Linked DNA regions of Homo sapiens: region 2 is linked to region 1. Evidence: read pairs that join two places in POLR2A ChIA-PET (ENCODE). Cell type or tissue: HCT116. All regions are shown on one strand. Links, peaks and the distances in the headings refer to the core of each region. The heading gives the core; the rest is flanking DNA. Region 1 holds the start of GPR142 (G protein-coupled receptor 142). Region 2 overlaps CD300A (CD300a molecule).

Region 1 (5,369 bases), core at 64-5,063:
GAAGGAATCCTTGGCCAGGTGTGGTGGCTCACATCTGTAATCCCAGCACTCTGGGAGGCCGAGGCAGGTGGATTGCATGAGCCCAGGAGCTCGAGACCAGCCTAGGCAACATGGCGAAACACCGTCTCTACAAAAAATACGAAAATTAGCTGGGCGTGTTGGTGCTTGCCTGTAATGCCAGCTATTTGGGAGGCTGAGATGGGAGGATCACTTGAGCCTGGGAGTTCGAGGCTGCAGTGAGCTATGATCACACCACTGTACCACAGCCTGGGTGACAGAGTGAGACCCTGTCTTGAGGGGTAGGGAGGCAGAAGGAAAAAAAAGAGAGAGAGAGACCCTGGTGCTCAGGCCTGGTGGCTCTGGCTGGACTGATCAGGGCTGAAGACTTCAGAGACCAAAAAGGTCAAGGTGTGGCCGGGTGCGGTGGCTCACACCTGTGATCCCAGCATTTTTGGGAGACCCAGGTGGGCATATCACCTGAGGCCAGGAGCTCAGGACCAGCCTGGCTAACACGGTGAAACCCCGTCTCTACTAAAAATACAAAAATTAGCCAGGCATGGTGGCAGGCACCTGTAATCCCAGCTACTTGGGAGGCTGAGGCAGGAGAATCACTGGAACCCAGGAGGCAGAGGTTGCAGTGAGCCGAGATAGCACCATTGCACTCCAGCCTGGGTGACAGAGCGAGACTCTGTCTCAAAAAGAAAAGAAAAAAAAAGTCAAGGTGTGCGGCTGGGTCTTCATAACATCTTTCACCTTGCCCAGGCTGGCTCAGAGGTGACTGCCTTAGTGGATAGGATCCCTTCCACCGTGGGCTAGCAGCCTACCCTGGTCACTGACACCACACCATGTAGGAAAGAATCGCCACCACCAAGAAGGGGCCTCTCACCTCTGTATAGGCTGTGTGCTGGCTGATGACGTGGTTGCCCTGTCCTGTCTGCTGCTGCCACTGAGCTGGACATCTCCAGGCTCCATCTCTTGAACCATGGATCCCAGCGTTGTTAGCAATGAGTATTATGATGTTGCCCATGGAGCAAAAGATCCAGTGGGTCCCCACTTCCCTGCAGGACATCACTGCTGTCCTGGGTACAGAAGCATATACTGAGGAAGACAAATCAATGGTGTCCCATGCACAGAAAAGCCAGCATTCTTGTCTCAGCCATTCCAGGTGGCTGAGGTCTCCACAGGTCACAGGGGGAAGCTGGGACCTCCGAATAAGGCCATCCAAGGACTCCAGCAGTTTCCGCCAGGTGAATCCAGCTGCCTCCCAGAACAGGCCTTCTATGGGGTGGGATGGTAAGTTGCTGGAAGGACGTGCATGGGGCATCATTGTAGCAAACTCAGTCCCCCTCCTCCATCTCTCCCTCTCCTCGCTCTGAATCCAGGGAGCTCTAGTTTTCTGTGTAGCCTGTGTGACAGCCTTGGTTGAAACCCTTGTGTTCCGTCTGAAGAATATTTAAGGTTTCCAGTCAAGTGTACATCCCTCAAAGAAACAAAGTGGGCTTGGCATGGTGACTCACACCTGTAATCCCAGCTCTTTGAGAGGCCAAGGCAGAAGGACCACTTGAAGCCTGGAGTTCCAGACCAGCCTCGGCAACACAGCGAGGCCCCAAACTCTCTCTATATCTATACATAAAATTTAAAAAACAAAGTGTAGGGACAGGGTGGGCACTCGGTAAATGTTGGCAGGGACCCTCCTTGCCCCTCACCCATGGCAGCTCCTTGAAGAGAGGGTCAGCCTCCTCTCACCCCTAGCCTCCTGCTGCAAGGAGGTGGTGGCCTGGGGCGTCATCTGTGCTACTTGCACTTTCTGGGGCTGGGGTCCCAGCACTCCACCAGAGGACCTGCCCTGAGCGGGCAGCTCCGTCTCCAGTCCCACTGTGCCACCCAGGGTGCCTAGCCAAACCATGGGACTTTCAGGCTTGCAGGGTCAGGATGTGGCCACCAGGGGGCAGCAGGGCCTGCGCTGTGAGTATCCGAGGGGGGGTTGGGATGGGGAGTTCCAGGCTCTGATGTGAGATCTAACTCCCAGAGCTGGGAAGCTCCCTATATTTCCTGCCATATTTTCTGCTGCATTCCCAGAGGACAGGCCATGGGAGGTGATTCCAGGGGGGCCTGAGCTCTCCTCCCGAGACCGTCCACGGGGCATCCATGTCCCGGGTACCTGCTTGTGGGCTGCTCTGGTCACTCTTCCTCTAGGGCAGGAGAGCCAGTCTGGCCTCTTCTGAGTGCACACCAGCAACGGCTGTTGTTTATTTGCCAGGGATTGATATTCTTGAGGGATGGTCCATTTCACCAGGGCCAGGGAAACAACAGCTTGCAGGACTGTGGTTTCCCAGCACCGGCTGCAGGCAGCCTCGTCCGGCTGCTCCCAGAGGATGCCCCACCCTGTGCACGGCTGCCTGCCATCCTGCCCCTGGGGGTAGCCTCCACCTCCCCCACCATGGCCACTGCAGGACTGACCCTGTGCACCTGGTCCCCTGAGCCTCTTGGGATCATAGCCCTGTCTGTGGCAGCCTTACCACTCCTACCTGGCACGACTTCCCCAACTCCTCACAGAGGTGCCCTACTCTCTTCCCTTTCAGTCTGGATGCTCATAGAGTCAGCACCCTGAGTCCTTCTGCCTGTCCCCAAAGTCCTCAGCCCCAGGTTTGACCCCAGCTGAACACAGGCCAGCTCACAGAGTGCCCCGGGGCACGAGGCAGCCCCCCAGAACCCCCATCCTGCCATCCTGCCTCTTCTCCTCACTTCCTGCTCCCCCAGGCATAGACATACCTGTGAACCCCATGCCACCCTCAGCTCGTCTCTCCTGAAGCTGAAGCCCCTGCCCAGCCCGACCCCTTCCCCTGCCTGTGCGCCTTAGAGCACCCTGGTTTGCTCCACCAGCATCTACTCTAGCTCTTTCCCCGGTGCCTCCGCCCACCAGTTCCTTCCTCCTCCTTCCCCCGCCCCGCCCCCTGCACTAACAGGCTCAGTGTCTGCGTAAGGATCCTGGGGCAAACAACCACTTGGAGAGCCAAGGGGTGAGAGGTACAGCTGGCGATGCTGACAGGGAGCTGCGGGGACCCTCAGAAAAAGCCACAGGTGACCCAGGACTCAGGGCCCCAGAGCATGGGGCTTGAGGGACGAGAGACAGGTAAGGCATCTTGAAGTGGGGTGTGCTGGGGGCAATAAGGTGGAAAGGCAGGAGGGAACAGGAGGCAGGTTAGGGACCTAGAGGGTGGAGTAGGGGCCAAAGCTGAGAGTGAGTGAGCAGTGAGCCCCCCGGCCTCAGCAGGAAACGAAAAGCTGGAGTTCAGCCTGAAAGAGACGCGCAGTGTGGCTTCAGGGGAACAGGGGCCAGAGTGGACGGTGCTTATCCTAGACCAGCCACCTTACCCCTGTGGACTGAGTTTCCCCATCTGTGGACTTGGGCCATTCCAGCTTTAGTGGTGCTCACCTTTGAAGAGGGTATCTTTAGTTTAGAAAAGAGGGGGCCCTACCAACAGCCTCTCCTTAGAGGGGGACAGCTGTTGAGTGGAGCTGTGCAGACCTGGGGCCTCCACTGTGGACCTCCTAGAGAGGTCCCTGTGTGTGGCTGGCATCACCCGGGTCGGAATCACCCAGGTTGCTGATTACAAGCACGGCTGCTGCAACCCCGCTTCAGACCCTCTGGCCCGGAGGCGGCCCAGGAGCCTGCACCTCGACAAGTGCCCCCTGTTTCAGAGCCCCTGCTAGGCCGGGTGAGGGCCCATGGGGAGGACCCATGGGGAGCAATGGTCTCTATGGCAGCAGGCCGTGCTGCCAGGGACTTCCCATCAGTGGGGGAGCCGGGCCACTGAGGGAGTGGGGTGACATGGGGTGGGGGTGAGGGTGGTCTTGGCAAGAATTCTCACAGCAACAGACAGTGCACTCAGCTGGGTCTGACTAGAGGGTCTGCACAGAGCAGGGTGACTAGAAAGACCCCAGGTCAGGGCGGGGCTGCGCCCAGCCAGGTTAGAAATAGACCAGAGGCTCTGACTCTGCCCATCCGCACCTTCTAGCTGGCCAGCCACGAGTGACCCTGCTGCCCACGCCCCACGTCAGCGGGCTGAGCCAGGAGTTTGAAAGCCACTGGCCAGAGATCGCAGAGAGGTCCCCGTGTGTGGCTGGCGTCATCCCTGTCATCTACTACAGTGTCCTGCTGGGCTTGGGGCTGCCTGGTGAGTGGGGAGCTGGGGTCTGGGGACTTGGGCTTGGCCAGAAATGGGGATCCTCCTTCAATGGGTGCCAGTCCTCTGTGTTTGACCCCTGAGGCCCTGGATCATAGACCCCTGGTCTTTCCTTGCCATTGTCAGGGTGTTCTGGGTCACTGGAGGGGAATACAAGTAAGGGGCTAGGATTGGGGGTGCTCACAGCTAAACCCAAGTTTTCCCCAGCAGTGAGCGCACTCTTAGGATAACAAAATTCACATAGGAACTGGCTCAGCTCAGTACAAAGCTCCCCGTGCTGCCCATGCCTTCAGAGAGCAGAGCTTGGGGCAGAGGTGGGTGTGTGGATATGGGAAGGACGGGTGGTCTCGGCCCTGGGGATTTCCCCAAGTCTGATAGCTAAACCCATGCCTGTGTCTAGGGACGCCTCCATTCTGGAGGACACAGAAAACCTAAAAAGGACTTGGAGGACAATGCCATAGGACAGGTAGCTTTTTTTTTTTTTTTGAGATGGAGTCTCACTCTGTCACCCAGGCTGGAGTGCAGTGGCATGATCTCGGCTCATTGCAGCCTCCACTTCCCAGGTTCAAGCAATTCTCCTGCCTCAGCCTCCCAAGTAGCTGGGATTACAGGCATGCACCACCGTGCCTGGCTAATTTGTATATTTTTTTAACAGAGACGGGGTTTCTCCATGTTGGTCAGGCTGGTCTTGAACTCCTGACCTCAGGTGATCTGCTCGCCTTGGCCTCCCAAAGTGCTGGATTACAGGCGTGAGCCACCACACCTGGCCAGGACAGGTGGCTGCTGAGGACCCTTCCATGTGCACTTACCTGTGCATAACCGGGGTACAGCCAGTGGCCTGCAGTGGATGGACAGGGCAGAGCTGGCCTGGGTGGCCTTCTGGGCAAAGTGGGGTTTCAGAAGGATCTGGAAGGAGAAAAAAGAGAAGCCAGCGCAGCCTCTGCACATGCAGATGGGGAGGTGCGATGGCGACACCTTGGAAAGCAGAGTCTGAGCTCTCTTCTGATGCCTCTCCCCTCCCTCACCTCGGCTGCCCTCAGTCAGCCTCCTGACCGCAGTGGCCCTGGCGCGCCTTGCCACCAGGACCAGGAGGCCCTCCTACTACTACCTTCTGGCGCTCACAGCCTCGGATATCATCATCCAGGTGGTCATCGTGTTCGCGGGCTTCCTCCTGCAGGGAGC
Region 2 (5,369 bases), core at 220-5,219, 110 kb after region 1:
GGGGGCTCAGGTAGGGGGGAAGTTGGGGGGCAGATGGAAGGAAAGTGATAGTTACTGACAGCTGGTAACATCCTACGAGGCCCGTGTTAGATGCTTCACATGAGTATTCTCACTTGCCTTTCACTGCAGCCCTGTACTGTTGTCATTCCGTGTATTAGTCTGTTTTCGCACCGTTGATAAAGACATACCCGAGACTGGATAAATTATAATGAGAAAGAGGTTTTAATGTACTCACAGTTCCACATGGCTGAGGAGGCCTCACAATCAAGGCAGAAGGCAAAAGGCATGTCTTACATGGCAGCAGGCAAGACAGAGAATGAGAACCAAGCAAAAGGGGTTTCCTCTTATAAAGCCATCAGACCTCGTGAGACTTATTCACTACCACAAGAACAGTATGGAGCAAACCACCCCCATGATTCAGTTATCTCCCACTGGGTCCCTCCCACAACACGTGGGAATTATATGGGAGCTACAATTCAAGATGAGATTTGGGTGGGGACCCAGCCAACCCACATCAATCCCCATTTTACAGATGAGTAAACTGAGACTCAGCGAGGTGAAGCAATTTGCCCAGTCAAGTAGCTACAAGAGGCTAAGGCTAAGCTTCCAATTCTGGTTTATGTGACTCCAGAGCCTTGAGTTCTCCTCTCTAAATAGTGGTTCTTAACCTTTTTCGGGTTCACCAACCCCACATAGAATCTGACATCTATGGACACTCTCCCCAGAAAAACACATGCAGTCACAAACCTTTTCTGGGATTCACGGACTCCCTATTCTAGCACAAAACCCCACAATTCCATCCTGGCACTATCCACCCAGAGTTAGTGCAGACCCCACAGGTGAAGAGCTTCCACATCTAAATCAGATCCCACAAGACCGCCCTGATTTAGATGCCAGTCGAACTTTGGGGATCCCCAGGCCACCACACTTCTGACCAACTGGATGCAAATTTGGGGGTTCCCAGGACCCCCCCAGGTTCAATAATTTGTTAGACTCAGAACTCTGGAAAGCATTATACTTACAATTACAGTTTTATCATAAGGATAAAGGATAAAGATTAGGACCAGCCAATGCAGAGACACATAGGACAAGGCTTGGGAGGATTCCCAAACAGTTTCTGTGCCCTCTCCAGGTGGAATCAGGGAGCATCACCTGCACCCTCCCTGCGGCACCTCAATATATTTATCAACCAGGAAGCTCCTCCAAGCTTTGGTGTCCAGAGTTTTTATTGGGGTTTCATTACATAGGCATGATGTGATTGAACTGTCTCCACCTCCAGTCCCTCTTTGGGAGGTTGGGCTGGCTCAGGGCTCCAAATCTCTAATTACGTAGTTGGTCTTTCTGGTGACCAGCCCCATCCTATTGTCTCATCTCTTACCAAAGTCCAGGTGTGATTCATGAACAACAAAGACACTCCTAATTTTTGGGACATTCCAAGGATTTAGAGCCTCCCTCCTAAGAGCTAGGGACAAAGGCCAGCCAGATTCTTTACTGGACAACATCCATAAACCCCTCCACAGGCTTCTGCCAACATATAAGACAAGGCAAAATTCAGGCTTGAACATGCCACTTCCAGAAGTTTAGCCTGTAGATACACATAGGTGGCAGCGCTGAGTTCTGTGGGGCCTGAAGGTTGTGCAGTTTGCGGGGTGGGTTGGTGGGTGGGTAATCTAAGAAAAAGATGAGAAAATTATGAATGCAAACGTAGGCATGAAGGAAAGGGCCCAAGCAATGGAGGGACCTGAAGCTGGGCTGCATCAGCCTCCTGGTCAATCTGCTGCTGCGTGGTCAGGTGTGAAAAGGTGGAGCTGCAAGGCGATTTATAAGCAACGTTTACCATTGCAAAGGACTGGGGAAATGCCCATTCAGTGGGAACATTTAAATAAATCACAGTCTATCCATGTGTTGGAATACCCTGCAGCTATAGGAAAGAGTGAGGGACTTCTTTATGTACTGACGTGGAAAGACCTCTAAGATGTATTGCTAAGTAAAACCAGAATAGTGTTAGACGAGGCCTCCTTTGTGTGAAAGAGAAAGGAGATCCCGTACATTCGTATTTGCTTGTATACACATAAAGAAACTCTGGAAGGTTCTTAAGAACAGCACGTGTGTGTATGTGGGGAAATTGGGGAATGTGTAAATGGGGGGTGTGTAGAAAGGGGGCTTTATACTGTCTATTTTTTTTAATTGACCTTATCTATCTACTTAAAAAGTTAGAGAAGGAGACCAGGTATATTGGCTCATGCCTGTCATCCCAGCATTTTGGGAGGCTGAGGCAGGAGGGTGGCTTGAGCTCAGGAGTCTGAGACCATCCTGGGCAATATAGCAAGATTGAGTCTCTACGAAAAATTTAAAAATTAGCCGTGGTGGCCTGTGCCTGTAGCTGGAGGCTGAGGCAGGAGGATCACTTGAGCCCAGGGGTTCAAGGCTGCAGTGAGCCATGATCACCACTGCACTCCAGCCTGGGTAACAGAGCCAGATCCTGTCTCAAAAAATAAAAATAAAAAATAAAAATAAAAAAGTAAGTTGGAGAAGGCAAGTTGGCCCCGCCCTTACCATCCTGTGCCTCCTCCAGGCTCCCGCTGCTCCTCTCCCTGCTGGCATTGTTGCTGCTTCTGTTGGTGGGGGCCTCCCTGCTAGCCTGGAGGATGTTTCAGAAATGGATCAAAGGTGAGTTGGCTCCCCACACCCCTCTGCCCCACCTGGGGTGGTCAGACCCTGACCACAGACGCTCATCTTCAAAGCTATGTCCACGTCCCACAGTATTGCTATGACATGTGACACCCAGACCACACATCCTAGGTGATCCTACAGGGCAGGTCCCATGGGAGGCATCCTTGTGCGTGGTGGTTACAGGCTGTGAGAGGTGGCTCCCAAGCAGGAGGCTTTCCCACTTCCAGGCCAAGGGTGGTTGCCCCATGAAGCAATGACCCTCTTCTGTTTAAAACCCTGGCATGGTGTGCTGGGTGCAGTGGTGTGCATCTGTAGTTCCAGCTACTCAGGAGGCTGAGATGGGAGGATTGCTTGATCCCAGGAATTCAAGACCAGCCTGCGCAACACAACAAGGCTCCCGTGTCTATAAGATAAAATAAACCCTTGCATGGTCTCCCCCACCATAAAAAGTCCAGGTATCTACAGGAGTCACTGCCCTCCACGATCTGGCTCTACCCACCTCCCTCTCCCCATCCGCGCACCCTGGAAACCAACTTCTTGTATCTCCTTTAATGACAGCCTCAACCTCAGCCTCTCCTCTCCTTCTGGGTTTGCTCTGGGCTGGAGGGCCTCCCCTGCCCCCTCTCCCCAGCTCACTCCCAGTGGACTCCAACAGTGGTCCTCAGACTTTCTTTTCTCTGGGACCTTTTCTTTGACTCCAAAGAGTGGCTTGGGGCCCCTCCTGGCTATACCTCTGCTGTCACAGCCTTTTGGGAACCAGACTGTCATTGCTGGTGTCCTCATCTGCCTTCCCACAGGCATGTGCTTCAAGGAGGTACAGAACCAATATTTGTCAAATTAATGTGTTATTCAGTATCTCCAGCTGCAACGGGCACCCCAGGGGCCTCCAGGCAATCTCTAGTCCAGCTGCCCTCCTCTGAGCTCAGATTAAAAGAGAGAACAGGAACTCTTGGCACTCAGTAAGTAGATGCTCAATAAATAGCTGATAGGCAAATTGAATAAGCACAGGAACAGAGGAACAAGTGGAGGTGTGGCCACCAGTCCTCTAGATTGCAGATCCCTGGCCGAGGTCAAGTGTAAGCCTGAAGCTTCCTCCCTGTTCGGAGAGTTGAAGATTCCACAGGCAGAAGATTCTCAGGGGAATCTTTGTCCAAAGCCTTCCAAGACTGCAGTGAGACTGGGGTGGGAAGAGATGGGGTTATCCTGTCCCATAGCTGCAGGATAAGCTGCTGCATGCTTGGTGGGGGGCACTGCTCACACATATCCCCAGTGCCTCCTGTGGCGCCCAGGCTTTTGGCGGAGAAATCAGCCTCAGTAGATCTGTGCAGGGTGTATGGGAAGAAAACCACTTCCTCTTTCCCATCTGCTTTGTGTGTGTCATTTTCTGGTAATCCCATCCTAAACTTCAGCACCCACGTGGATGCCACTGGGTTGTCTCAGTTCTGAGCCCCTTTCGGTTTCCTTTGTGCCCTTTCACCCAGAAAGTCTCTGGCTCCTCAAAGAGCCTCCTCCCCCCTTGAAAAGGATGTATGTGATTATTGTAGGAAGTTTGAAAAATGAGCAAAAGCACAAAGAAGGAAATAAATCCCCCATCATCGATGATAACTAAAAACCCCACCACCTAGAGAAAACCAGCCACTGGCCCCTGAGGTATATCCTTCCAGTCTTTTTTTCTATGCCTATGTAAATGCATCTATGATTTCTTTTTTTTTCTCTTTTTTGAGACAGAGTCTCACTCTGTCACCCAGGCTGGCGTGCAGTGGCATGATCTTGGCTCACTCCAGCCTCGACCCCCCACTGCCCGGGGCTCCAGTGATCCTCCTGCCTTAGCCTCCCAAATAGCTGGGACTACAGGTGCTCACCACCACGTCTGGCTAATGGTTAAATTTTTTTTTTTAAGAGATGGGGTTTCACTATGTTGCCCAGCCTGGTCTTGAACTCCTGAGCTCAAGCCCAGAGTGCTGGGATTACAGATGTGAGCCACCACACCCAGTCATGCATCTGCGATGTCTTAACAAATTGGCCTCATACCACTCATTCTCTTTTAAACCTACATTTTTGCACTTAACATATGGTACCATGTTCCCAGCTAGTAAATGTTCTAAAAATCACAGACGCAGAGTTTACTGGTGTCTTAAGCTTCCTGTAACCCATCCTCAGTAACAAGATAAAGGCTTTCTATTCAAACATTTTTGACTCTCTGTCCCCTGCTTTGCAAGTCCGTGCCCCATCCCCTGACTGTGTGGCTGGGGCTGACTTCCCCTTGCCCTGCCTGGAGCCTGACACCTGCCTCATCACACCTACTCCCCACTCTTTCCCCCAGCCCACATTTGTCGTTCATTCATTCGTACAACAAAGCTGTCCTGAGCACCTACTGTGTGCCAGGCCTGTGCTGGGCCCTGGGGACAACATTGTGACTGGGGTAGACTGGGTCTTACCTTCAGTGAGCTTCCCCTACCGCTGGCTCCCCCAAACCTTCTCACTACCACCCTCCTTCCCGGGCGTTGAACTCCTGTCTCTTCCCCACCAGCTCTTTTTCTCCTTCCCATCAGAACACTTGTCCCAGGTGGGGACAGGGAGGGCAGTGTGGTGCCTGCGCACAGCACTTGGAAGCAGGGCACTTCGCACCCCAGAGTACCCGGCTGCGCACTCCATTAGGTCAGCTGTGGCTCAGCAAGCCCGTCACTATACGTGGT

Evidence for each region. ChIA-PET counts read pairs that join two places held together with the same protein. Peaks named below come from ENCODE experiments on the same cell type or tissue, not always from the same donor. Only the 100,000 strongest peaks of a DNase experiment are listed, where the experiment ranks them.
Region 2: POLR2A ChIA-PET joins it to region 1 with 5 read pairs; 5 of 35 experiments call an interaction of 5 or more read pairs at or near these places.

What each region holds. Positions count from the first base shown.
Region 1 is chr17:74,366,502-74,371,870 of GRCh38, forward strand. GPR142 (G protein-coupled receptor 142) reads left to right here and starts at 1,005. Exons shown (of 4, transcript NM_001331076.1): 1 at 1,005-1,293; 2 at 2,967-3,133; 3 at 4,020-4,178; 4 at 5,228-5,369. The coding sequence starts at 3,040. RefSeq lists an enhancer at 1,619-2,607. In HCT116, for the core only: a CTCF peak has its summit at 1,930 (motif pointing right); a DNase peak (open chromatin) is centred at 1,950.
Region 2 is chr17:74,474,861-74,480,229 of GRCh38, forward strand. It overlaps CD300A (CD300a molecule), which reads left to right. Exons shown (of 7, transcript NM_007261.4): 4 at 2,576-2,670. Among named protein-coding and RNA genes, the nearest start is that of CD300A, 11 kb to the left of the region's middle. RefSeq lists enhancers at 4,076-4,155, 4,166-4,215. In HCT116, for the core only: no CTCF peak of the experiment used is centred there; no DNase peak of the experiment used is centred there; H3K27me3 peaks cover 1,319 bases.